Linked DNA regions of Homo sapiens: regions 1 and 3 are each linked to region 2. The links are chromatin loops, found by intact Hi-C in ENCODE. Cell type or tissue: heart left ventricle. All regions are shown on one strand.

Region 1 (8,000 bases), 880 kb before region 2:
TTCTGTTGGTTCGTCATTTCTCTTCCTGTCCTCCTCCTGCCTTTGTGTTAGTGTCTTCCTTTCCTATCTCTTCAGTACTAACCAGTTTTTGGAGATTCGTAGAGCAGTAAGGCCAAGAGCAGAACATTTCCTCGCCTCCTCTATTCCTCCAGGGCCCCACAGGGTACACTCTGAGTCAGAGTTTATCCTATTGGGTTCTGAATATTTGTGTCCATACTTTCTCTGCCCCTAGATGTTTAGCTCCCTGTGGACACAGACCATTCTCAGGGTCATTTTCTCCCCTCTTGCTTAGTGGAGAGTATAATGTGAAACCAGGCAGGTGGTGATTCAATGAGTTAATGTGTAAAAACTTTTGAGACAGTATCTGGCACATGGTAAGTGCCAAATATGCATTAGCCATAGGGGCGGTTGTAGTTGCTGCTATGGCTCTTATTATTAAATGACTGTGGCTCATCCAAGTCTGGTTTGATGTCCACTCTCCGTACTCACAGGATTGGCATCTCTACACTGACCCTCGGGAGATCTTTGAGGTGCTGAGCTGGTTGGAGAGCTGGTAGGTTCTAGGAGTTGGGAAGAAGGGCTCGAGGGATTTGGGGGCTGAGTCCTCAGCCATAGGAGCTAGAGATGAGAGTCTGTGTAACTGGGGGAGGGAGGAGACAAGAAAGAGAATTGCCCAGATAGTGGTTCCCAGACCCATCTGTCCTCTTCTTCATCACCTTTGGGAAGGTGAGAAGCAGCTTATTTAAAATACATGTATTGGGTGGGTATGGTAGTTATGTCTATAATCCTAGCACTCTGGGAGGGTGAGGCTGGAGGATTACTTGGGTCCAGGAGTTCGAGACCAGCCTGGGCAATATAGCAAGATGCCTGACCCTACCAGAAAAAAATACTAGCCAGATGCAGTGGTGTACACCCATAATCCCAGCTACTCAGGAGGCTGAGACAAGAGGATCATTTGAGTCCAGGATGTTGAGTCTGCAGTGAGCTATGATTGCACTACTGCACTCCAGCCTGGGAGACAGCAAGATCCTGTCTTAACAAAATAAATAAATAAAAATAAATAAAATATAGGTCTTGGTCTCACCCTTAGTTTCTAGATCAGCAGATAGCCTAGGAATCTGGGTTTAACAGGCTTCCCAGTGTTTCCTGGTGGGTCCTGAGTGGTATGAGGGTGCCACTGGGCTGGCTGCAGGACAGTTGCATACTCTTGTCATTTCTCCACTTCCCCCAGTGTGGCTGAGCAGCAGGGACGGTGGCGAGGCTGGTACACCTACACAGACCTGTGTGTGCTGCTGGAGCAGCCGACCTGGCAGTTGGCCCTGGGCTCCCTCTGCCAGCGGCTGGTAAAGGTGAGGAGGGGCTCGGAAGGATAGGGAGCTTGAGCAGGCCGGTGTGTAGGGTGGGATGGTGTGAAGTGATTGCTGAAAAGCCCAGGAGATGGGGTTGGGAATAGATGGGCAGAGTGGGGTGTAAATGGCTATAGAGACCTCCAACTGGAACACAGATTTCTAGAGACAAGGGGTGAATGTGTTAAAGACAGATTCCTTCTTTCTTATCTCCTCTCCTGCAGCTGTCTTGCCTGTTAGCTGTGGCATATGTGAGCAGTGTGGCCCTGGCTGTGGCATCGGTGGCCGTAATACATCAGTCTTTGGGGCTGTCCTGCATCCCTACACCTGGGCCGCCTGACCTTGGACTGACCTCCCGTTGCCTCCTGGAGCCCTGCATACCTTCTGTGCCACAATGCCTGCCGTCTCTCGCTAATGTCTCCAGCTGCCTGGAAGGCAGCATGGGGCTGCGGTCACTCTGGGGCAGTCTTCTGGCCTCACTGACTCCTCCACCATTGCCTCCCCCAGACCCCCCTGCCCCTCCCACTCTTCTTCATAACTGCCACCTTTGCCAGAAGCTCCAGAGAGACTCCCCAACCTGCCATGCCTGCCTCCACCCCAACCGTACAGTCCCCACTGCGCTGTCCAGCCCCTGGTACCATACCTATGGCCTGGCTCCCCCCTGGCCTTGGAGCCCGGTGCTCCTTTCACTTCCTCAGCCTCAGCAATGTTCCCTTTTCAGTGTCATGGAGCTGGCTCGCCTCAAGTCTTTCGTTTTCCCAGGCTAGGTAGGGCTGTGAGGAATGCATTAAGAGGGTTTGGGAGTTTCTGAGAACCTGGAGGAGCAAAGCTTGATTCAGATCCTGTCTGCCTCGCTGGGTCCTTGGCAGGTCCCCTGTCCTCCTGGGTGGGAGCTTATGGGGTGGTGGGGCAGAAGGACTGAAGGTAATTCACTCCTAGATCGCAGTGGCTGGCTGCTTGGCCAGGACAGTGATGCCGCCAGGGAGAGCTTCCGCTTGGTGACCAGGGACATGTCCCAGATGGACATAGAAGCCCCTCTCTGCCTCCCTGGGATTTTTTAGACTTTTACTTTTGATTTCCCTAGGATGGAAGAGTATAGGTGGGAGATAAGGGAAGTGGGGTGAGAGGAGAAAGGAAATGTTGGCATGGGCCTGTGTGATGTCCCTGAGGCAGAAGAGCCGGGGACTGATGGGTTCAGGTGGGAGCTGCTGGGTGAGGCAGGGAACCCTTTTCACTCCCATTCCTTAGCTTTAGTCTAATGGAGCCAAGGACTGCTGGGACCTTCAACCCTGATCTTTTGTCTTCCAGTCTTCTCTTAGTGTCCTGCTCCTAGGTTTCCCTCTCTTCTGGTTCTTCTCCCAGGTATTCTCTTCCCAGGCCTCTCTGGCCACTGCTTTGTATCAGGGTTTTTCACGCTTTTGTAGAACTGAGGTTTCAATAAACAGTTTCAGTTGCATGGCCTGGACTTTTCCTTCTGCGGCAGCCCTTGAAGATTTTTCCTCCCTGTATCTGCCTTCCAAGCCTCCCTGCTTCCTGATCCTGTCATCTCACAAACTGTTTTCTCAGCCTCATCTCAGGACTTTCCTATCGTTTGATAGGCATAGGCTTCCATTTCCAACTTTGTTCCTGCTCCCAGGACCCTGGGCCCTAGCACTGCTCAACTTGGGATGCCATGGGACACACATGGTGACTGTCCTGTCCCTGAGTTGGCCTTGTCTGTCACTTGTTCTGGGTAAGCACTCTCCTTGTGGATCCCAAAGCACATCTCGTGGAGAGGGGCCAGGCCTTGTAACCAGCAGAGCCTTGTGAGCTCCTGAGGGCAAGCCACGAGGACGCTTCTCTCTCCTGACCTCCTCACTGGTCTGACACATGGTGATGGTCACATGGTGCTTAACAATTCCAAGAACTTGAAGAACTCCAAGGCTGGGTCATCACTGGAGGAAGGAAAACAGTCTGGGCAGCTTGGCTGAGGGTATTTGGGACTGCTGAGGATACTTCACGGAAGAAGTGGTTCTGCCCCCTAGGGGGCATTTTGGAAATTTATGGGCTATTTTTTCATTGTCAAAAGGATTCAAGGGGATGGGGTGCTACTGGCATTTCGTCAACCTGGGCGGGATGCTAGACATCATGAAATGCTCAGACCTCCCGTACTGTGAAGAATTCCCAAGACAACTTTTGAATGACCAGCTTTATGTATATGAAAACCCTGTTTATCTGAGCCTAGAACTGTCTTTGCACATGTAAACGTGAAATAGCGTTTGTGCGTTTTGAAAAGACTCAGTTTGCTAGGAATTCATTCCCATGTAAATTAAGACGACTTTATTTTGCTTGGCACCTTAACCAAGAGTTTGTTTGCCATTTTGAAAATCGGGTTACCAACATCAGAGTCACCGATAAAGCACCAATATCAGCTGGCATTGCAGCTATTGCAACCACAGCAATTCTCATAGGGTGTGGGATTGGACTACTTCATTGTACTTTATTGTCTTCTGGTTTAGTTGTGCTTAAGCCTTCACGTAATGAAATACATGTTATTATAAATTTTATTCTTTACAGTGAGCATGTTTCAGGTAGTTGTGGTTGTCACATGTGATGTAGGATATATTGTCCACAAGTTTCTTTTTTTCTTTTTTCTTTTTTTTTTTGACACAGTCTCACTCTGTCACCCAGGCTGGAGTGCAGTGGCACGGTCTCAGCTCACTACAACCTCCGCCTTCTGGGTTCGAGCAATTCTTGTGCCTCAGCCTCCCGAGTAGGTGGGATTACAGGGATGTGCCACCACATCCAGCTAAGTTTTGTATTTTTAGTAGAGATGGTTTCACCATGTTGCCAGGCTGGTCTTGAACTCCTCACCTCAAGTGATACACCCAGTTCGGCCTCCCAAAGTGGTGTGATTACAGGCATGAGCCACCATACTGAGCCCACAAGTTTCATTTTGAAGTAGTCCAGGGGCCTTGGTTCTGAAAGGGGTGAGGACTGTGGATCAAATAGTGATAGTTTTAAATGGGAGGGAATAAAGTCTGCAAAATTTCCCCATATTATTTTGAAGAGCTCCTCTCCTCCCCACCCCTCCTATCCTACTTTCTACAGCCTGGTCTAGGGGCAGGAAATCTGGAAGAAGATTCTCGGGGGAGGGCCCCAGAACTCAGCTCCCCAGTTAATGGCTGATGGAATTTGCACAACAGCTGGGCAAAGGTGAAAGGGTGGTGCCCTGCCCCAAATTCCTTATACCTTTGCTCCGCTTCATTGACACCCCCACCCTCTCCCCACCTTCTCCCCACCCCAGGCTTCACCCAAACTCTGACCTCTTACTCTCTCTACTTAACTCTGGTCCCGGGCAGCCAAGACAAAGCGAAAGGCAAGGCAGCATGAGCCGATCACCCCTCAATCCCAGCCAACTCCGATCAGTGGGCTCCCAGGATGCCCTGGCCCCCTTGCCTCCACCTGCTCCCCAGAATCCCTCCACCCACTCTTGGGACCCTTTGTGTGGATCTCTGCCTTGGGGCCTCAGCTGTCTTCTGGCTCTGCAGGTAGGAGGCAGAGGTGCAGGAGTTGGTGCTGCCTGATGGTGTGTGTGGGGAAGTAGGTGTAGATGTGGCATGTGAAAGCCTCTGGAAGTATTGTAGGTATTTCCACTTCTCTGAAGACTGCCCTCCCCATTCCTCCACCTGCAGCATGTCTTGGTCATGGCTTCTCTGCTCTGTGTCTCCCACCTGCTCCTGCTTTGCAGTCTCTCCCCAGGAGGACTCTCTTACTCCCCTTCTCAGCTCCTGGCCTCCAGCTTCTTTTCATGTGGTATGTCTACCATCCTGCAAACTTGGATGGGCAGCAGGTGAGAGGAACCTCCCTGGAGAGAGGGGCAGAGTCCTGGAGGGTAGGAGAGGTTTGGGGGAGCCTTGCTGGCTGCCACATAGTCCCAGACCTGCTGGGGCTGCTGTTCCTACAGGCTGCCTCTTGTCCAGGCTCCATCCTTAGAGTTCCTTATCCCTGCTCTGGTGCTGACCAGCCAGAAGCTACCCCGGGCCATCCAGACACCTGGAAACTGTGAGCACAGAGCAAGGGCAAGGGGTAAGGGTGGGGCTGGGTTCTCATCTGAGCATGCAGGTGTAGGTGGGTGCAGAATTGAGATTGGGCAGTGGTGAGACTGTGACACTATAGGGGGCTTGGACCTGTGCCAGGAGTGGGACTGTAGAGCAATGGGTCTCCATTCCATTCACCCTTCTCTTCTCCATGCCCCAAACTTTTCCTAGCCTCCCTCATGCTGCACCTTTGTAGGGGACCTAGCTGCCATGGCCTGGGGCACTGGAACACTTCTCTCCAGGAGGTGGGTATCTGGAGGTGAGAAGGGATAAGGGTGGTGCCAGGCTTGGGGGGGGCTCTTGTTTCCATTATGCACAGACTGAGATGCTCCTGGAAAGGAGTTTTGGGAGGAACCCATACTTAGAATTAGGAAGACCAGGCTGAGGCCAGTTTGATTGAGCAGAATGTTTTCTCTCCATCCTCTCCTCTCTTCTACCAGGTGTCCGGGGCAGTGGTAGTATCTGGGCTGCTGCAGGGCATGATGGGGCTGCTGGGGAGTCCCGGCCACGTGTTCCCCCACTGTGGGCCCCTGGTGCTGGCTCCCAGCCTGGTTGTGGCAGGGCTCTCTGCCCACAGGGAGGTAGCCCAGTTCTGCTTCACACACTGGGGGTTGGCCTTGCTGTACGTGAGTCCTGAGAGGCGTGGGATGGTGCCCAGTGGGGGTGTATGGGGGGACTAGGGGAGGGCAGAACTGCTGGTCCTATCAGATTCAGCAGCGACTGGAATAGGGACATATTTTATATTTGGAATCCAAGACTTTTCCTTGATTCATCTGGTCTCCTTGAATTTCACACTGTTTTCTGCTGTCCCCCAAGGTCACTTCCTATTCCTTCCATGGGAGTTTCCTTCTCTGGTATCACCCCCCGCTCTTATGATATTCTGCCCACTCCCACCTCCTTTCCCATCCCTCAGGATACCCACTGCCTCTTGCTCCTAAAGCCTTCTGTCTCCTAGGGTTATCCTGCTCATGGTGGTCTGTTCTCAGCACCTGGGCTCCTGCCAGTTTCATGTGTGCCCCTGGAGGCGAGCTTCAACGTCATCAACTCACACTCCTCTCCCTGTCTTCCGGCTCCTTTCGGTATGTGTGGGTCTGGGCAGGGCAGTAGAGGTCAGAAGGGCTGGCCTGGAGTGCTCACTCCATCCCCTACCTTTTGGCTTCTGTCTACCCCTGCAAGGCTGGCTCAGAAGGTTCTGGGGGAGGAGTTCTTTTCTCAGTCTCGCCCCTCAGGTGCTGATCCCAGTGGCCTGTGTGTGGATTGTTTCTGCCTTTGTGGGATTCAGTGTTATCCCCCAGGAACTGTCTGCCCCCACCAAGGCACCATGGATTTGGCTGCCTCACCCAGGTAGGTTTTCTCCTAGTCCTCCATTCTCTTGTTCAAATAAAGGTATCTATTTGAACTCAAAGAACTTAATGGATTTTATTTCTGAGTTAAATCCTGTGTTTTTTGAAAACATATAGGAGAGAGAAATTATCAGTCTGAGAGACAGACAATGCTAGCCCCTCACTGTAGGTGTTTTTTTGTTTGTTTGTTTGAGACAGGGTCTCACTCTGTCATACAGGGTGGAGTGCATGGCGTGATCATGGCTCACGCAACCTCAACCTCCCAGGCCCAGGTGATCCTCCCACCTAAGCCTCCGGAGTAGCTGGGACTACAGGTGTGCTTTTTTTTTTTTTTTTTTTTTTGTAGAGACAGGGTTTCACCATGTTGCCCAGGCTGGTCTCAAACTCCTGGGCTCAAGTGATCTGCTTGATTAAATGCTGGGATTACAGGCATGAGCCACTGTGCCCCATCCCACTGCAGGTGTTTTATTTGGGTCAGTGTTAGGAGACAGACATCTGTTGTTTCTGTAACCCCCGATACTCACTACCAATACTCCTTACCCAATGAACACATTTATGTTACCAGCCCCTATGGGCATTTGACTTGGCAACCTATGTATAAAGATTGCTTTTGAGGCATTGTATGTGAAATTTGCTCATTCTTCAATTTATTTATTTATTTAATTTACTTTTTGGGACAGGGTCTTGCTGTGTTACCCAGGCTGAGAGCATTGATGCAAACATGGCTCACTGCAGCCTCAACCTCCTTGGCTCAAGCTATCCTTGTGCCTCAGCCCCACAAGTAGCTGGGATTACAAGCGTGCACCACCATGCCTGGCTAATTTTTGTGTTGTTTTGTAGAGACGGGATTTCGCCATGTTGTCCAGGCTGGTTGTTCATTAATTTAATAAGGATCTGTTGACTGCTGATTATGTGCTAGGCACATGGTAGAGGACATAGTGATGAACATGACAGAAACAGTACTTGCCTTCAGGGAGCTTACAGTCTATTGGGGAATACAGATACTAATTAAAGAGTCACCCGAGGAAATATAAAATTGCCATTGTGGGAAGTGTAACCAAAGGGAGATACATTGTGTCCTAAGAGCTTATAATGGAGGCCAGGCACAGTGGCTCACACCTATAATCCCAGCACTTTGGGAGGCAGAAGCAGGAAGACTGCTTGAGGCAAGGATTTCGAGAGCAGCCTGGGTAATAAAGCAAGACTCCACTCTACAAAACATAAAAAAATTA
Region 2 (8,000 bases):
CCTGGGTCAGCATCCCACAGGGTGTTAATAGGTTTGCCTCGATAAAAGTGGCTCAGGCTTAAGGGAGTTTGAAGGAACACTGGGTTAAACAAAGCTGAACAGGGTTGCTTACTGCAGGACTTCTCAGGGGCAGAATATGCCATTGTGAATTTCCAAGAAGGGGGTGTGGATTGTTTCTCAAGAGTCATCTGTTTCCAGCACTCATTCATTAACGTCTCCTGGGGCGTGTTCTTTAGAACAGTCTGGGAAATGCCTGGCTAGGTGATTCTGTTTCTCCACTGTGGCTCCCATAAACAAGTCCCTACTCCTTTCCCCCACGTGGGCTGATTTAGGGATAAAAGGAGGCCAGGGGAGGTCATTTGCCTGGATTCCTGCAGCTAGTTCATGAACCCAGGTCAGTGGACTTCCTGCCTCCTACTCTTTCTTTCCTAGAGTGTTATATACTGTTTAGCTCGGGCGTAACTGATCACCCAGGAAGAGCTGGCCGTAGGGTCCAGACAGCATTATGGGGACAGTTTGGGAGGGTGTGGACAGCCCCATACTGAGAACATGCCATGTACTTCTGCCTCTGAAGATGTCCTTGGAAACAGTTGCACATCAGTAGTGACCCCCTGGTGTAGGTTCTTGGGGAGCCATGCCATTCTGCCCTGAAGCCTCCTGTTAGGCTGTTCATTCAGAATCAGAAACTGGCAGAGTGGACTTTGATCTTTCAGTTTTTTTTTTTTTTTTTTTTTCTGTCGCCCAGGCTGGAGTGCAGTGGCATGGTCTCGGCTCACTGCAACCTACATCTCCTGGGTTCAAGTGATTCTCCTGCCTCAGCCTCCCGAGAAGCTGGGATTATAGGCATGTGCCACCATGCCCGGCTAATTTTTGTATTTTTAGTAGAGACGAGGTTTCACCATGTTGGCCAGGCTGGTCTCGAACACCTGACCTCAAGTGATCCGCCTGGCTCGGCCTCCCAAAGTGCTGGGATTACAGGCATGAGCCACCGCGCCTGGCCATTCTTTCATTTGAGGGGAATTGTCTTACTGATGTTAAAACTGGGTCTAGAGATGTGGCTCTCACAGTGGAGTGAGTCCCAAAGCCAGGACAAGAACTTCAGGTCCCCACCTCCTAGCCCAGGACCCAGGCTTCAGATCAACTTTCCGCAGGGGAAAGAAATAATGGTAGCAACAACAGCTTGCTCAGCTCCTTTCTATCTATCGTTTTGATCTTTACTGCCTTGGCCCCACCCTGGTGCTGCCTATTCACGCAGGTGCGTGCTACAGATGCCTCAGGGGCTTCTACTCCTGCCTGATATAAAAGCAAAGAGGCTGAATTTTAAATCAGGTGTGAGATCTATGCTTAAACTCATCTCTGCTGTTTGCCTGCTGTGGGACCCTAGATCTCTTTTTTTCTGAATTTCAGTTATCTCATCTATAGAGTGGGATGAGGGTAAGAATACCTCACAGCACTGTTGCAAGGATCAGATGTGCCTTAGTTACTATAGGTTGAGTGTCTCTTATCCAAAATGGGACCATTTTGACAATTTCCTTCCCTCCCTTTTCTTTTACCCACCCCAACTCCCTTCCACCCCCAAGAAAACACTTTACTCTCCTACTCGAGCATATAGTCACGATAGCCATGGGGGCAGACATCTACAGTGGCAGAAGCACATGGATTTTGGATTTTTTCGGATTTGGGGCTATGTATATTATACTTACTGGTTGAGCGTCCCTAATCTGAAAATCCGAAATCAGAAATGCTCCAGTGAGCATTCCTTTGAGTGTCATCTTGGTGCTCAAAATGTTTTAGATTGTGGAGCATTTTGGATTTTGGAAATGAGGGATATTCAACCTGTACTTCCTTAGTTATATAGTAAGTACTGGAAGTGGTTCAACTACTCTAAGTGGTTCCCTTCCTTCCCTAGTTATTTTATTTATTTATTTTTTGAGACAGAGTCTCCCTCTGTTGCCCAGGCTGGAGTGCAGTGGCGCCATTTTGACTCACTGCAAGCTCCGCCTCCCGGGTTCATGCCATTCTTCTGCCTCAGCCTCCCGAGTAGCTGGGACTACAGGCGTCCGCCACCACATCCAGCTAATTTTTTGTATTTTTTAGTAGAGATGGGGTTTCACCATGTTAGCCAGGATGGTCTCGATCTCCTGACCTCGTGATCCGCCCGCCTTGGCCTCCCAAAGTGCTGGGATTACAGGCGTGAGCCGCCATGCCTGGCCCCTTCCCTAGTTCTTTTTTGGGGTTAGTTATCAGTCTCCTTTGTCTGTCTCTTTCCCCTCCTAATCTTGAAGTTCAATGAAAAGACAGGAGATGAAACAAAGAAGGAAGTGAACAGGGACTGTGCTCAGAAGTATTATAGCATCAGCCTGCTAATGGCTTCCTCTTCCCTTATCTGTACTCCCAGGCCATCCTGACTTGGGTGGGGTAACCCGAGATTACCATTCTGATCACAGGATTCTGCTCCAGACAAGGGTGGCGGAGCTGCGGTGCCTGGGTCCTCTCGTGATCCCCAGGACAGCCTCTCCCTCCTGGGAGCTTGGAGCCACCCCTCGGTCTCCATGGGTCCAGAGAGAGGCCACCCTGGCTAGAGAGGGGGCTGGGAGGGGTGGCCTCGAGTTGGGGGCCAGAAGTCGAGGGCTGGCTGTCTTTTTTTTTGAGATGGGGTTTCACTCTTGTTGCCCAGGCTGGAGTGCAATGGCATGTTCTTGGCTCACTGCAACCTCTGCCTCTCGGGTTCGAGCGATCCCCCTGCCTCAGCCTCCCGAGTAGCTGGGACTTCAGGTGTGGGATATCACGCCCAGCTAATTTTTTGTATTTTTTAGTAGACATGGGGTTTGACCATGTTGGCCACGATGGTCTTGATCTCCTGACCTCGTGATCCACCTGCCTCGGCCTCCCAAAGTGCTGGGATTACAGGCATGAGCCACTGCACCCGGCCCGGTCTTAACTGTTTCTGAGCTGAGAGGTCACTAGAGAACTGAGAGAATGGTAGCTTGTTCTGGCCCCTCCTTGGGAGAGGGTGTGTGCTGGTGTCTATCACTCAGAGAGTGGGCGGGGCTGGGAAGGGAAGTTCCAAACCCATGACGAAGAAGAGGGCTGTTCTGGGGTGGAGCAGGAACTTTCTTGGCTCTGGGGTTTCCTTGTCTGTCAAATGACCAGGTGAGATCCAAAGTCTAAGCCAGCTCTGATATTTTAGTGTTTAGATCCCTGTGGCTTCATCCTCTTAGTCCCAAAGTCCAGGCTGATGGAAGGATATTTAGTTGATTCTGGGCCCCCTTGGTGCAGAATCAGGCCTGGTGACTTGCCCAGACACTCCTGGGTGTATCTTTTTACTCATTTGCTCTCGTGGCTATGAGGTCAGCTGTGCCCTGGGGTAGGAGGATAAAGTGTTTTCTTGTGGGGGCAGATAAAGGAAAAGGGAGGGGAACAAATCGTCAGATCTGGGCTGTGCTCCTGCGCCTGCTGGGTGGGGTTTCCTGAGATGTGCATTCTGAGCTATTTTTTTCCACTCTGGGCATCCGTCTCTGGCAGGGAGGAGGGCAGGCTGCCTGGACCAGTCAGCTGCTCCTTTCCATCCCTCCCTCCAGTACACATACTCTCCTCTTGCTGTAACCCCAGTAGCTCAGGCCTCCTCTGCAGATTCCGGAGCCTTAACCCTTCAAATACCCCCAGGAGAGCCCCAGCCGGGGCCTCAGTAGGCAGACAGCAGGATTACCACACTGAGAGGGCTCCAGGGGAGGAGGTGCTTCCGCCTCTGCATCTGAAAACCTTGACACCCAGCAAGTCCTGCTGTCTGAGCTCACCCACTTGTGCCGCTGCTGTGGTAGAAAGCAGGGGCTCTGGTTCCTTCCTAATGGGGGACTGGGGCCCTGAGAGAGGAGCAAACTTAGATCTATAATGGGCAAGGATAGGGCACAGTCTGAATGCCTTGATAACAGGCATTGTGAGGCAAGGAAGAATGTTCTAATCGAGCTGTCTGCAGACAAGGGGCTTGCTCCATGTTGCTGGAGTTCCTTCAAGCAGAAGGTGGGCCAGACACAGTGGCTCATGCCTGTAATCCCAGCACTTTGGGAGGCCTCGGTGGGTGGATCACTTGAGGCCAGGAGTTTGCCAGCCTGGCCAACATGGTGAAACCCCGTTTCTACCAAAACAAAAAGAAAAACAAAAACAAGCAGAAGGTGAATGCCTACTGTATTTTGGGAAAATTCAGGCTTCCAGTGGGGACCTTAAAGTCCCTGCAGACTGTGAGCCCCTCTAGTAGCTGCTGGCAGAACCCAGATCTGATTTCTAGTCCTCACTCTGTGTCAGTCTCGTGATCTCTCTCCCCTTCTCCCTCCTTCCCTTACCCTCCATTCTTCTCTAGCCTCCACCCTTAGACATAGCTACGAAAGTAAACACTGACCCTTTCCCCCTTTGCTGCTACCTAGGCAGATGCCAGCCCCAAACCTCATCCCTAGTGGAGGCCTTGCTGATGTGGAAGTGGCCAGGGCCCTCATGGAGGCTGGGCAGAAGCCCAAGAGCAGGCTCTAAAGCTGCCAAACCCGGCAGCCCTGGTCCCCGGAGGCTCTTGCCAGTCTGACAGTGTTCTTGGCACTGCTCAGAGGTGAGTGTGGCTGAGTTTAGCAACTCCCCTGGCTAGCGTTAATGCTGGGGTTTCCTCTCCTGTGCCCAGGTCTCTCTATGTAGACAGCTAGGATCTCGTCCTGTCCCCAGGACCAGCTCGGTAACCAAGGACAGGTTCCTGTGCTGTGGCTGTCTAGTTGGTAAAGTGAGGGGTTGGCTGTCCTTGGGTGAGTTTCTTTCCAGCTCTGACCTTTATGTATCTCCAAGCCTGGGCCACCCTCTTCTCCTGGGGCCGTTGGCCAGGCTGTGAGCCCTGTGGTGGTGTGGAGGGCCTGAGTAGTTTGGCTTCCACTTGTGTCAGCCTCCTGTTGAGGCTAAAACCCATGAGAGGGTTTTAGATGGAAGCTATGGCAGAAGTGATGAGAAGGTTGGATAGACAGGGTGTTTTCAGGTTAGGGATTAAGAGCAGGGGCTTGGGAGTCAGTCTTGGGGCTCATTTTGACTTCATCACACTCTAGCTAGGTTATCTTGGCCAAGTGATTTAATTCTTCTGTGCCTCAATCTCTTCATTTGTAAATGGGAATAATAATAACAGTATTAACTTGCTGGACTGTTGTAAGGATTTAATGAAAATAACCAACCTTTATCCCCATTGATCAGGGGTCGGGTTTCATTCTAAGCACTTTATGTGTATTTTCTTTTTTATTTTCTTCGAGACAAAGTCTCACTCTGTCACCCAGGCTGGAGTGCAGTGGCACGATTGTGGCTCACTGGAATCTCCGCCTCCCAGGTTGAATCGATTCTCCTGCCTCAGCCTCCCGAGTAACTGGGATTCTAGGCGCCTGCTGCCATGCCCAGCTAATTTTTATATTTTTAGTAGAGACGGGGTTTCACCATTTGGCCAGGCTGGTCTCGAACTCCTGATCTCAGGTGATCCACCTGCCTCGGCCTCTCAAAGTGTTGAGATTACAGGCGTGAGCCACTGTGCCCAGCCTTCTATGTGTATTTTCTCACTTAATTTTTATAGCAACCCCGTGGAGGGTACTATTACTAGTGTGAGACCCATTTTCCAGGTGAAGAAACTGAGGCATAGTGAGTTGAAATGGTCATGGTAGTTTCTGGTGTGGATGGGCTGGTGGCTGAGGTACCCGAAGGACTGGCCTGGAAACTGCTGTGTGCAGTGCAGGCAGGCCTACTAGCACATGCTTCTGAAACCAAAAGCCTGAAAGGGAGGGGCAAGAGAGGCAGGAGTGAAGCTCTGAGTCAGCACCCGCTGAGCTGCACCAGAACCTTGGAGTCCCCGTGGCCCATCCGAGGCTGACCCTTCTCTCTGAGGCACCTTTCACCCGGTGGCTGCCACAGTCCCTTGGTCTGGAAAGTTAGCTGTTTGCCCTGCTTGGCTCAGAGGAGGGAGCAGGGGCAGCTCTCTGGCCGAGCAAAGGTCAGGCCCTGCAGAGCCGAGTTCCCAGAATCATAGTCTGTTGTTAGAGGGGGCAGTGGGCTTAGAGGTCGTGTCGCCCCCACCTTATTTCACAGAGGTGCACCCTGAGGAGGTGCTGGGACACGTCATGGTGACATCACGGTTGGGGTTTCTGCCCACAGAGCCTTTCCGGCCAGTGCTTTTTTTTTTTTTTCTTTTGAGATGGAGTCTCACTCTGTTGCCCAGGCTGGAGTACGGTGGCGCGATCTCAGCTCACCACAACCTCTGCCTCCCAGGTTCAAGTGATTCTCCTGCCTCGGCCTCCTGAGTAACTGGGACTACAGGTACATGCCACCATGCCTGGCTAATTTTTGCATTTTTAGTAGAGCAGGTTTTCACTATGTTGGCCAGGCTGGTCTCGAACTCCTGACCTCATGATCTGCCCACTTCAGTCTTCTAAAGTGCTGGGATTACAGGCGTGAGTTACCGCACCCTGCCAGCTTTGTATTTCTGACCTGACATTCTTGCCCTGGTTCTATCCCAGCCCCTCTAGGGAGATGAAGAACAGCTTTCCTCAAAATAACCCACTTAGAGACCTGGACTTTTATTCAATTCCCCCTCCTCAACCCTCCCTGCCACCTTCCCCTCTCTGAATTATCCCAGTTGTCATAAAAGAGAAGAGATAAGACAGTCCTTTATTTGATCCCCGAACTATGCAATGTGCCCTAAAAAGAGACGCTGGTCTCTCTTGCTTCCAGCAGAGCCTCTGAGAGCCTCTGGTGTCTGCTGACCTGCATCTGGGGGTGTCCTCCTTGGGGATCCTAAAGCCCCCTGTAGATGCTCTAGAAGAGGTGGTGGCCCTGTCGAGCCCAGACTGCCAGGGCTTGTCCTTACTGGGGATGCAGGGGCCCTCTAGGGGCTTCCTTAGCTCCTCCTAAGCCTGCATCTCTGCTACCTCAGAGGGGACCACCAGGCCCAGAGGACAGTAACTGGCAGAGGAGGCATAAGAGCACCGCATAACATGAAGGACCTGGACCCAGGATCTGGAAGGCCTCCGTCCTGGTTATGCCACTGACCTGCGAGTTCTGGGGTTCTGGGGAATCACTTCCCTGTTCAGGGCCTGCATTCTCTCATCTGAAGTGAGCATTTGGGGCTTATGGCCCTGAGGTCCCTTCCAACTCCAGTTTGGGGTTCCCTCCCCCTGGTTTCTTGGCCCTCCCCTGGCTATGGGGCTCTTCCTGCTGCAGGGAAGGCATTCCCTTGACCTTGTGGCCTGACTCCTCAGCTCTTTGTCCTCCCTGCTAGCACTGCACCTGGAAGACAGGTAGAACTCACAGAGAGCCTGGGATTCAGAACATCTGTCTCCCCCTCCAGGGTGGGGGTAAGGGGGAGGGCGAGGGGCCGTGCACTCACTCTCTCTTCCCTAGCAAGGCCAGAGAGCAGCTGTGGTCGCAGGCTGCCGCATGCCTTTCTGACACGCCACCGCTGTTATTTGAAGGAACCAGAAAGTCCTGTCTCAAGCTGGCCCTTTGGCACAGCCTCCCTGCCCCCAGCCCCTGTACCACCCACTCCTGCTTCTCAGGCTTCCTGACTCAGCCTGCCACTGGCCCCCGGGTCCCTGGATCCCTTCCTCCTCGGGGCCTGGCAGCTCTGGCACTGGGGCTAGCTTGTTTTCCTCCACTTCTTCCCCCGGCTCTCCACTTTGAGCCTTGGCTCCAACCCAGCTCTGGCTTCCAGGCCTGGCATCCCCGTCAGCTGTGGCAGGGGCAGAGCTGACCCTTTCAGAGGGTCCCAGCTGGCCCTGTGAGTCGCCAGGAGGCTGTGCCTGGCCCATCTGGCTTCTTCGCTGGTTCTGCCATCAAGCCACCAAAACTGGAAGGTTTTCTTAAACCACAACAGGGAGTTCCCAGGCTCCCTGGTTCCCTCTCTCCTCAGCGAATCCTTCCTCCTGCTTTCCTATGGCTGGGGAGCTGCACAGTGAGAGGCCTGTGGACAAGAAGCAGGCGCAAAGGCAGGAGGGACA
Region 3 (8,000 bases), 290 kb before region 2:
AAAGCCAGGTGTGGTGGTGCATGCCTGTAGTCCCAGCTACTCAGGAGGCTGAGGCACTAGAATCGCTTGAGCATGGGAGGTGGAAGTTATAGTGAGCTGAGATTGCACCATTGCACTCCAGCTTGGGCGACAGAGTGAGACTCTGTCTCAATAAACAAACAAACAAATAAATAAATAAATAAATAAATGCAGAAAACTGGGCCAGGCGTGGTGGCTCATGCCTGTAATCCCAGCACTTTGGGAGGCCAAGGCAGGTGGATCATGAAGTCAGGAGATTGAGACCATCCTGGCTAACACGGTGAAACTGGTGTCTCTACTAAAAATACAAAAAATTAGCTGGGCGTGGTGGCAGGCGCCTGTAGTCCCAGCTACTCTGGAGGCTGAGGCAGGAGAATGGTGTGAACCCAGGAGGCGGAGGTTGCAGTGAGCCGAGATCGCGCCACTGCACTCCAGCCTGGGTGACAGTGTGAGACTCCGTCTCAAAAACAAAAATGCAGAAAACAAACAAGTATCTCTCACTAAGAGACTGGTTAAATATTGGTGCAGCTTTATAATGTGATACTATGTAGTCCTTTAAAAAAAGAAGCAGCTCTCTATATACTGTATATTGATACTAAGTAAAAACAATAAAAGGGTTACAGAAGAGCATATAAAATGTTTCCATTAATATACACACATATAAAAATAAAAAATACATATACATTCTTACACATTTACATATAACATTTCTAGAAGGACACATAAAGAACTGTTAACTGTAGTTACCTCTAAGGTTGGGGATTTACAGGGAGACTTACTTTTCATTGTTTACACTAAAACCTTTTGCATAAACTTTTTTTAAAAAACCATATGCATATAATAGTTTTTGAGAGGAAAAAAAATTATGCCTTCCCAATACTGGTCCCTCCCCAGTGATTCTGACATCCCCCCTCAACTGAGCAGAAAACCTGTAATTTGGAAAAGCTCTCCCTCTTAATGATTCTTCAGTATATTCTCTAACTACATCCCTTTGAGAACCATTCATTACTTACTCATGTAGGAAATACATACTTAATAGGGCATGCTTTCATTATTATGCTAAAGAATCACAATATTCCCCCCAAATTTGAATATTTTATAATTCTCTATAGTCATCAAATATGTTTGTGACCTTGGTTAAGTTCCTTAATTATTCTTATCTGGAAAACAAGATGGGAGACTAGAAAAATGATAATTGCTACCCCTAAGCTCTAAACTGCTAACAAATTCCTGGTGATTTCCATCTCTATGCCCAATATGTTCTCAGGTAATTGCCCCCAACCATGAGAAATAAAAGAAGGAGCGGGAGGCGGGGGGGAAGGCTATCTACACTTGCAGATGAGATCACTAATGTTCAGAGGAATTAACTCACTCAATTTAACCAGGTATGAAGGTATGAAGTTGCATATTCCCGTACTTTTTTGAACTATATTACAGTTTCTCACAGTACTTATAAGTTCCCAAAAGATCTTAGCTTGACAGAATGATGACCTACCCATTGTACAGATGTAAAGACAAAGAACACAAAGAACTGCCTTTGTTGAAGATCAGAAGCATAAAATAGACTTTGAAGTGGATTCAAATTTACTCTACCCAATCTGAATAATGGCCTTTTAAAAATGGAAGCTTCATTGTAAGTTTTTAGCTTTATTTTTACTATTTCACTAGCCTGACAGAAAGAACCACAAGTTGTTCTGCTAAATAGACTGAAATACAATGCAGCTTAAGCTTTAAGTGCCTTACAGTAATCTGCTAAAAGCTGTTTTGTAACTCCCTTCAGGGATGGTCCTCAAGGAATCAATCATAGGCTCTTAAAGCAACAATATGATAGAAGGAATATGGTAGCTTTTTTCCTCCTTTCCCAACAGCAAAAGCAGTGTTGTTCAGGCACTTGCCCTTTCTAGGCAGCCACAAACAGGCCCTCAACTTAAAAACTATTTTTGGAAATGTAATTCCTACCTGAAGATAGGGTATGTGTTTATTTAGAATATTACATCACCTTAGACGCTCAGCAGAAACACAGGATAAAATTTTAGTGTTAGGTTTCCTGCCCAGTCTCTTGGATGACCCCACAATCCAGTAACCAAAGGGGGCCTCACAGATACTGGTCTGGCAATATAGTACCTTTCCTGATTAATCAGTACCCATTCCAGCTGACCTTCCCCAAAGTCTTGTCATACAGATACCACCATCAGTAAACTCCATCATCCCTACTGGAGCCAGTGTGTGACTTGCAGTTGGCACCTTGTACCCCATCTTGCCCTGGTAACCACTGGTTTGCATACCATGCCTCCTGAACACCAGGCCCCATCCCTACATATTCTCTTTCTGGAGCTGGCCTGATGCCCACAGAGAAGATGGCCCTGCTGGCAGTGGTGTAGGCACTCTGAAAGGCCAATGCCTGGTGCGTACACGGGTTCCTAAAGCCATGGACACCTGCTGCTAGCAATACTCCAATTTGTGAGATTATTTGTGGGGGCTGCAGCCTCCATGTGATTTTGATTCTAAGAGAGCTAGAACCATGTCAGGTGGGTGGTAATGTGGCCCCCATGGGCACTAGCTTGGTGTTATGGGTTCTGCTGTCATTCTAGCCAAAAGGAGGGCAGTTTGGTGCCAGGAAATATCTAGGGTGGGGATCCTCCTTTTCATCATCCCTGTTGCATTTCACCCCCAATTTAATAACAGCAGTAAGTTACACCAACTGAATACCCACCTGTCATGGGATGAATACAATTTTTTAAAAATAAAAATGAGAGCTTAAAACATACAGTGCTTACTCTGCCAGGCACTGTCCTAAATACTTATATTTACCAGCACTCTCATTTTATAGATAAGGAAAATCTGAGGCACAGAGAAGTTATGTAAAATTTAAATGGCAAGCTAGGATTTGTACCCAGGTGTTCTAGCAACAGAGCCCACACTTTTAACCGCTTTGCTAATGCTGCTTCTCATCTGCCTGAAAGACAAAATCTGATCTAAAGATGACTTTTTTTTTTTTTTTGAGATGGAGCCTCACTCTGTCTCCCAGGCTGGAGTGCAGTGGTGTGATCTCAGCTTACTGCAACCTCCGCCTCCCAGGTTCAAGCGGTTCTTCTGCCTCAGCCTCCCCGGTAGCTGGGACTACAGGCATATGCCACATGCCCAGCTAATTTTTGTATTTTTAGCAGAGATGGGACCTTCCCACGTTGGCCAGGCTGATCTCAAACTCCTGACCTGAAGTGATCTGCCTGCCTTAGCTTCCCAAAGTGCTGGAATTGCAGGTATAAGCGACTGTGCTCAGCCTAAAAATGACTTCCTAATAAATTATATTCTTTGACCTAGACAATATAGTTAATACATAAAAATCTCAGACAAAAAGTAAAATGTTATTGGTGGTAGTTCAACAAAATCTGAAAGAACACTCAGTACTATGAACAGTAGCATTGATGTTAGGAGAAATTCTCTACTTATTGAGATTACAAAGCACTTAATAGGTATTGTTTTCAGAGAGAAGTCAGTACAATAGTTTCACATAGTTCCCTGTGTCACATTATGGATCAGATGGGGCATAATTTACTTAGTGAGAACCACCAACACACACATGGACATATAACAAGCAATTTTGTAACACACATATAGGAATTTCATTGTTTTGGAGAATAAAAAGGAAATATTCTTATATTTTGAGTTATATATTAATTTATATAACCAGATGATTGATAAAATATTTTGGACATTCCTAAATAAAACACCAAAACTCAAAATGTATCTTACTCTCCTTCCATATCCCAAGAGTTATTTAGGCCCATCTTTCACAAAAAGAATCTGTAATTGACATCTTTTTAAAAGGAGGCGGGCAGTAGAAGAAGGGGTACGGCAGGTGAGGGAAGAGTTAGTTCTGTTGTACCACCTTTTTTTAAAAACATGGTTTCATTTAATGATCACAACATGGTGGTTATTAACCTCATTTAACAATCGATGAAACCATGGGCAGACAACAGGCAGATTTACTCCTCATGCCACTCTGTAACGATCACCTCTAATGATTCCTAGTTCAGATGCTACAACTCTTTGAATTTTTAATTTACTAATACATTTCTAAGGCTGTGGCTGATATGGAACTCAATCTAGTAGCACACATTGCTCACTGACAGGCAAGCAAATTAATCTATGACTTCTCTACTGGAAATTACCTTATTTGAAGCATTAATAATAATTGCAGGATACCAACCAAGAGAGCAGAGGTTGACATTTTTTGAGGCCCAGACCCTTTAAGAATCAAATGAAGTCCGGCACGGTGGCTCACGCCTGTAATCCCAGCACTTTGGGAGGCCGAGGTGGGAGGATCACAAGGTCAGGAGTGTGAGACCATCCTGGCTAACATGGTGAAATCCCATCTCTACTAAAACTACAAAAAAATTAGCCAGGTGTGGTGGCAGGCACCTGTAGTCCCAGCTACTTGGGAGGCTGAGGCAGAATGGCGTGAACCCGGGAAGCGGAGCTTGCAGTGAGCGGAGATTGCACCACTGTACTCCAGCCTGAGCCACTGTACTCCAGCCTGAGCTACAGAGCAAGACTCATCTCAAAAAAAAAAAAAAAAAGAAAAAAGAAAAGAAAAAAGAAAATTGTGGATCTTTTACTCAGAAAAATACACAACTGCAAAAACACGAAAACCTACACATAATTTTAAGGAGTTCACAGAGTTCCTGCAATGTATCCATGTACCCAGGATTAAGAATCTGTTTATCAAATTGAAGAACAGGAAAGACCTCAATTTGCAAGGAACTACATGTGTATATAATTGGAACACACACTGGCGTGGGAGCCTGAAGTGACTTCAAAATCCAGTTTTGCTCTTTCTAGAATTGTGTGACCTAGGATAAGTCATTTAACTTTCCAAACCTCAATTTTCTCATTGTTAAAGTGAAGGAACTATATTAAATAATTGTCAGTCTCAGGCAACTCTAAAATCTTAGAAATTATTTAGTTCTTAGTTGTGAGAGTCTAATCTAAGAGGCTCTTTTTTTAAAAAAAAAACTTTGACGTATAATTTGCATACAATAAAAGTGAACTCATTTTAAGTGTACGCTTCAATAGATTTTTGAGAAATTTATACACCTAAGTAACTGCTACCATAATGAAGATATAGATCCATTCACCCCAAAAAGTTCTTTAATGCCCTTTTCAGTAAACCCCATACTCAGCCTGAGGCAATCATGGGTGTTTTCTGCTACTATAGATTAGGTCTGCCTTTTCCAGAAATTATTAATATGCAGTAATATTTATTGAGCATACCATGTTTCAGGCACTGTGGATTACATCATTTTATTCTCAAAATTCTAAGAGGAAACAGGTTAATAGAGGTTTAATGTGCTCAAGGTCACACAGCCAGTGTACAGCAGAATGAGACTGAAACTCTACTTCTCTCTAGAATCGATGAGTTCTATCTGGTCTCAAGGATAGAAAGCACAAATACTCCTCCAAGTTGAAGAAATTACTCTTAAGAACCCAAAAAAACTTTCTTAAATTTAATATTCCCTTAGCACAGAACTCATTAACAGCTGGATTTGGATACACAGTGAGCTCAATTACATACCTGGACACATAGAATCATCATGAGAAATCTGATTTAGATTATGAGTTATCCTTAACACTTCCAAGAATAGAAAAAAGCTCTATAGTACATTACCGTAGATTATTAATTGTAACCTGCTAAAGTCAACAGTCCTGGCCAGGCACAGAGACAGGTTCACACCTGTAATCCCAGCACTTTGGGAGGCTGAGGCTGGTGGATCACTTGAGGTCAGGAGTTTCAACACAGTGAAACCCTGCCCCTACTAAAAATACAAAAATTAGCCTGGTGTGGTGTCGTTTGCCTGTAATCCCAGCTACTCAAGAGGCTGAGGTGGGAGAATCGACTGAACCCAGAAGGTCGAGGTTGCGGTGAGCCAAGATCACACCACTGCACTCCAGCCTGGGTAACAAAGCGAGATCCTGTCTCAAAAACATAAAATAAAATAAAAAAATAAAGTCAACAGTCCTGTTCTTTTAATAAGTGTGTTAAAAAACTTTCATATTATCAAAATTTAGGTGGTAACTCTCCCTCCTTTTCTGTTTAATGATTTGTATATGGAAAATGTATTTCAAATGACACCTTTTTTCCCCAAGAAAGCTTAACATACAGATAAGGTATTTACCAAAGTAAGTTACCAATGGTTAACTCCAAGTGTCACACAGGGTACTGACAGTTTAAGTTGGTCTTCTATTTCTGAAAGATTTTAACACATAATGTGAAAAGTATAAAGATGTTTATAAATTATTTTAAATAAAACATGACATTTATCTATAAATGGTAAAGAAAATGATTTCCTTCTCTGAGTAAACTAAAAAATTGATGCTGATGGTTTCTTAAACAGAAAATAGCCAAATTATCAATGTAACTTTATGTTTAAGGGCCAAAATAGCTGTTTATTTTCCTGCCAATACATAAAGAATGGAATCAGACTGAAATAGAGATTATTTTCCCAAGTCTGGAGATCAACACGTGGATTTGGGTGTCAGCATGGTATTCCAAGAAAATGAACTTTCTAATAGTGCTGGAAGTACTAAATTAGCTTACCTTCATAATTTTATAAGAGCCAGAATGTATCTTTTTTTTTTTTTTTTTTTTAAGATGGAGTTTCGCTCTTGTTGCCCAGGCTCGAGTGCAATGGCACAATCTCAGCTCACTATAACCTGCGCCTCCCAGGTTCAAGCGATTGTCCTGCCTCAGCCTCCCAAGTAGCTGGGATTACAAGCGCATGCCATGACGCCAGGCTAATTTTTCTATTTTTAGCAAAGACGGGGTTTCACTACGTTGGCCAGGCTGGTCTCGAACTCCTGACCTTATGATCCACCTGCCTCAGCCTCCCAAAGTGCTGGGATTACAGGCATGAGCCACCATGCCCGGCCCAGAATGTATTTTTTCAAAATAACTTTTAAAAAATGAAAGTGAATAAGGAAAGATAAGTTAGGCAATTTGCCTAAAGCTTCATCAGGAGACTCGGGAGGAGAAAGTGAATTAAATCCTTTAGAGTGCAGTGTTCTTTCTACTTGCCAAAAAGGAAGGCATCTGGCAGTCCATGACAGCTTCAATAAAAAGATGTAAAATAACTAATGATGCTGCTGGTTAGGCGGAAAGTGAGAGAAAGACAAGTGTTTAGGGATGCTAGAATTGTCAGTGGAAATCAGTGGGAAATTAAAAACAAAACAAAACAAAAACACATCCCCTAAAGGCTTACCTCCGGTTGTTTCACAAGCATAACATCCATTACAGAATACCTATGGCATGCAAAGATTTGTAGTTTTCTTTTTCCTTTGAGACAGGGTCTCACTATGTCGCCTAAGCTGAAGTGCGGTAGCATGATCATGGCTCACTGCAGCCTGGAAAATTTTTAAACATTTTTTGTAGAGATAGGTTCCTACTGTGTTGCCAAGGCTGGTCTTGAACTCCCGGCCTCAAGTGATCCTCCTGCCTTGGCCTCCCAAAGTGCTGGGATTATAGGTGTGTGAGCCTTTAATTTGGGAATTAAATTCCCAAAGCTGAAGTCTGGGAACAAGTCACATATCAGTGAGTGAATCTAGCCAACCACTGAGCATTTTGTTATTCTTTCTTTCATTTTTTTTTAAAGATGGAGTCTTGCTCTTGTCTCCCAGGCTGAAGTGCAATGGCACGATTTTGGCTCACTGCAACCTCCACATCCTGGGTTCAAGTGATTCTCCCGCCTCAGCCTCCTGAGTAGCTGGGATTACAGGCGCCTGCCACCATGCCCAGCTAATTTTTGTATTTTTAGTAGAGATGAGGTTTCACCACGTTGGCCAGGCTGGTCTGGAACTCTTGACCTCAGGTGATCTATCCGCCTTGGCCTCCCAAAGTGCTGGGATTACAGGCATGAGCCACAGTACCCGGCCGCATTTTGTTATTCTTACTTAATCTTTAGAATAATCCTGTGTGGTACTTCTGT

Evidence for each region. A loop is a pair of places that touch in the nucleus more often than their neighbours do. Peaks named below come from ENCODE experiments on the same cell type or tissue, not always from the same donor. Only the 100,000 strongest peaks of a DNase experiment are listed, where the experiment ranks them.
Region 1: it touches region 2 in a loop (5-fold over the local background); 3 of 110 quality-filtered maps call a loop at or near these places.
Region 3: it touches region 2 in a loop (2.9-fold over the local background); 35 of 110 quality-filtered maps call a loop at or near these places.

The regions. Positions count from the first base shown.
Region 1 is chr2:219,166,699-219,174,698 of GRCh38, reverse strand. It overlaps SLC23A3 (solute carrier family 23 member 3), which reads left to right and starts at 4,670. Exons shown (of 12, transcript NM_001144889.2): 1 at 4,670-4,876; 2 at 5,021-5,178; 3 at 5,293-5,390; 4 at 5,597-5,670; 5 at 5,866-6,047; 6 at 6,381-6,504; 7 at 6,655-6,769. The coding sequence starts at 4,715. It overlaps CNPPD1 (cyclin Pas1/PHO80 domain containing 1), which reads left to right. Exons shown (of 8, transcript NM_015680.6): 6 at 492-553; 7 at 1,232-1,349; 8 at 1,571-2,802. The coding sequence ends at 2,113. RefSeq lists enhancers at 3,124-3,173, 3,224-3,383. In heart left ventricle, a CTCF peak has its summit at 3,369 (motif pointing left); a DNase peak (open chromatin) is centred at 5,988; H3K27ac peaks cover 584 bases.
Region 2 is chr2:218,282,360-218,290,359 of GRCh38, reverse strand. All of the region lies in intron 2 of PNKD (PNKD metallo-beta-lactamase domain containing), which reads right to left. All of the region lies in intron 1 of TMBIM1 (transmembrane BAX inhibitor motif containing 1), which reads left to right. Among named protein-coding and RNA genes, the nearest start is that of TMBIM1, 6.1 kb to the left of the region's middle. RefSeq lists enhancers at 209-708, 3,041-3,420, 3,682-4,490. In heart left ventricle, no CTCF peak of the experiment used is centred here; DNase peaks (open chromatin) are centred at 3,039, 3,459, 4,549, 5,844 and 2 weaker places; H3K4me3 peaks cover 3,658 bases; H3K27ac peaks cover 8,000 bases.
Region 3 is chr2:218,571,986-218,579,985 of GRCh38, reverse strand. The region is part of intron 1 of CNOT9 (CCR4-NOT transcription complex subunit 9); the gene reads right to left. Among named protein-coding and RNA genes, the nearest start is that of CNOT9, 7.1 kb to the right of the region's middle. RefSeq lists an enhancer at 1,874-2,374. In heart left ventricle, no CTCF peak of the experiment used is centred here; no DNase peak of the experiment used is centred here; H3K27ac peaks cover 1,470 bases.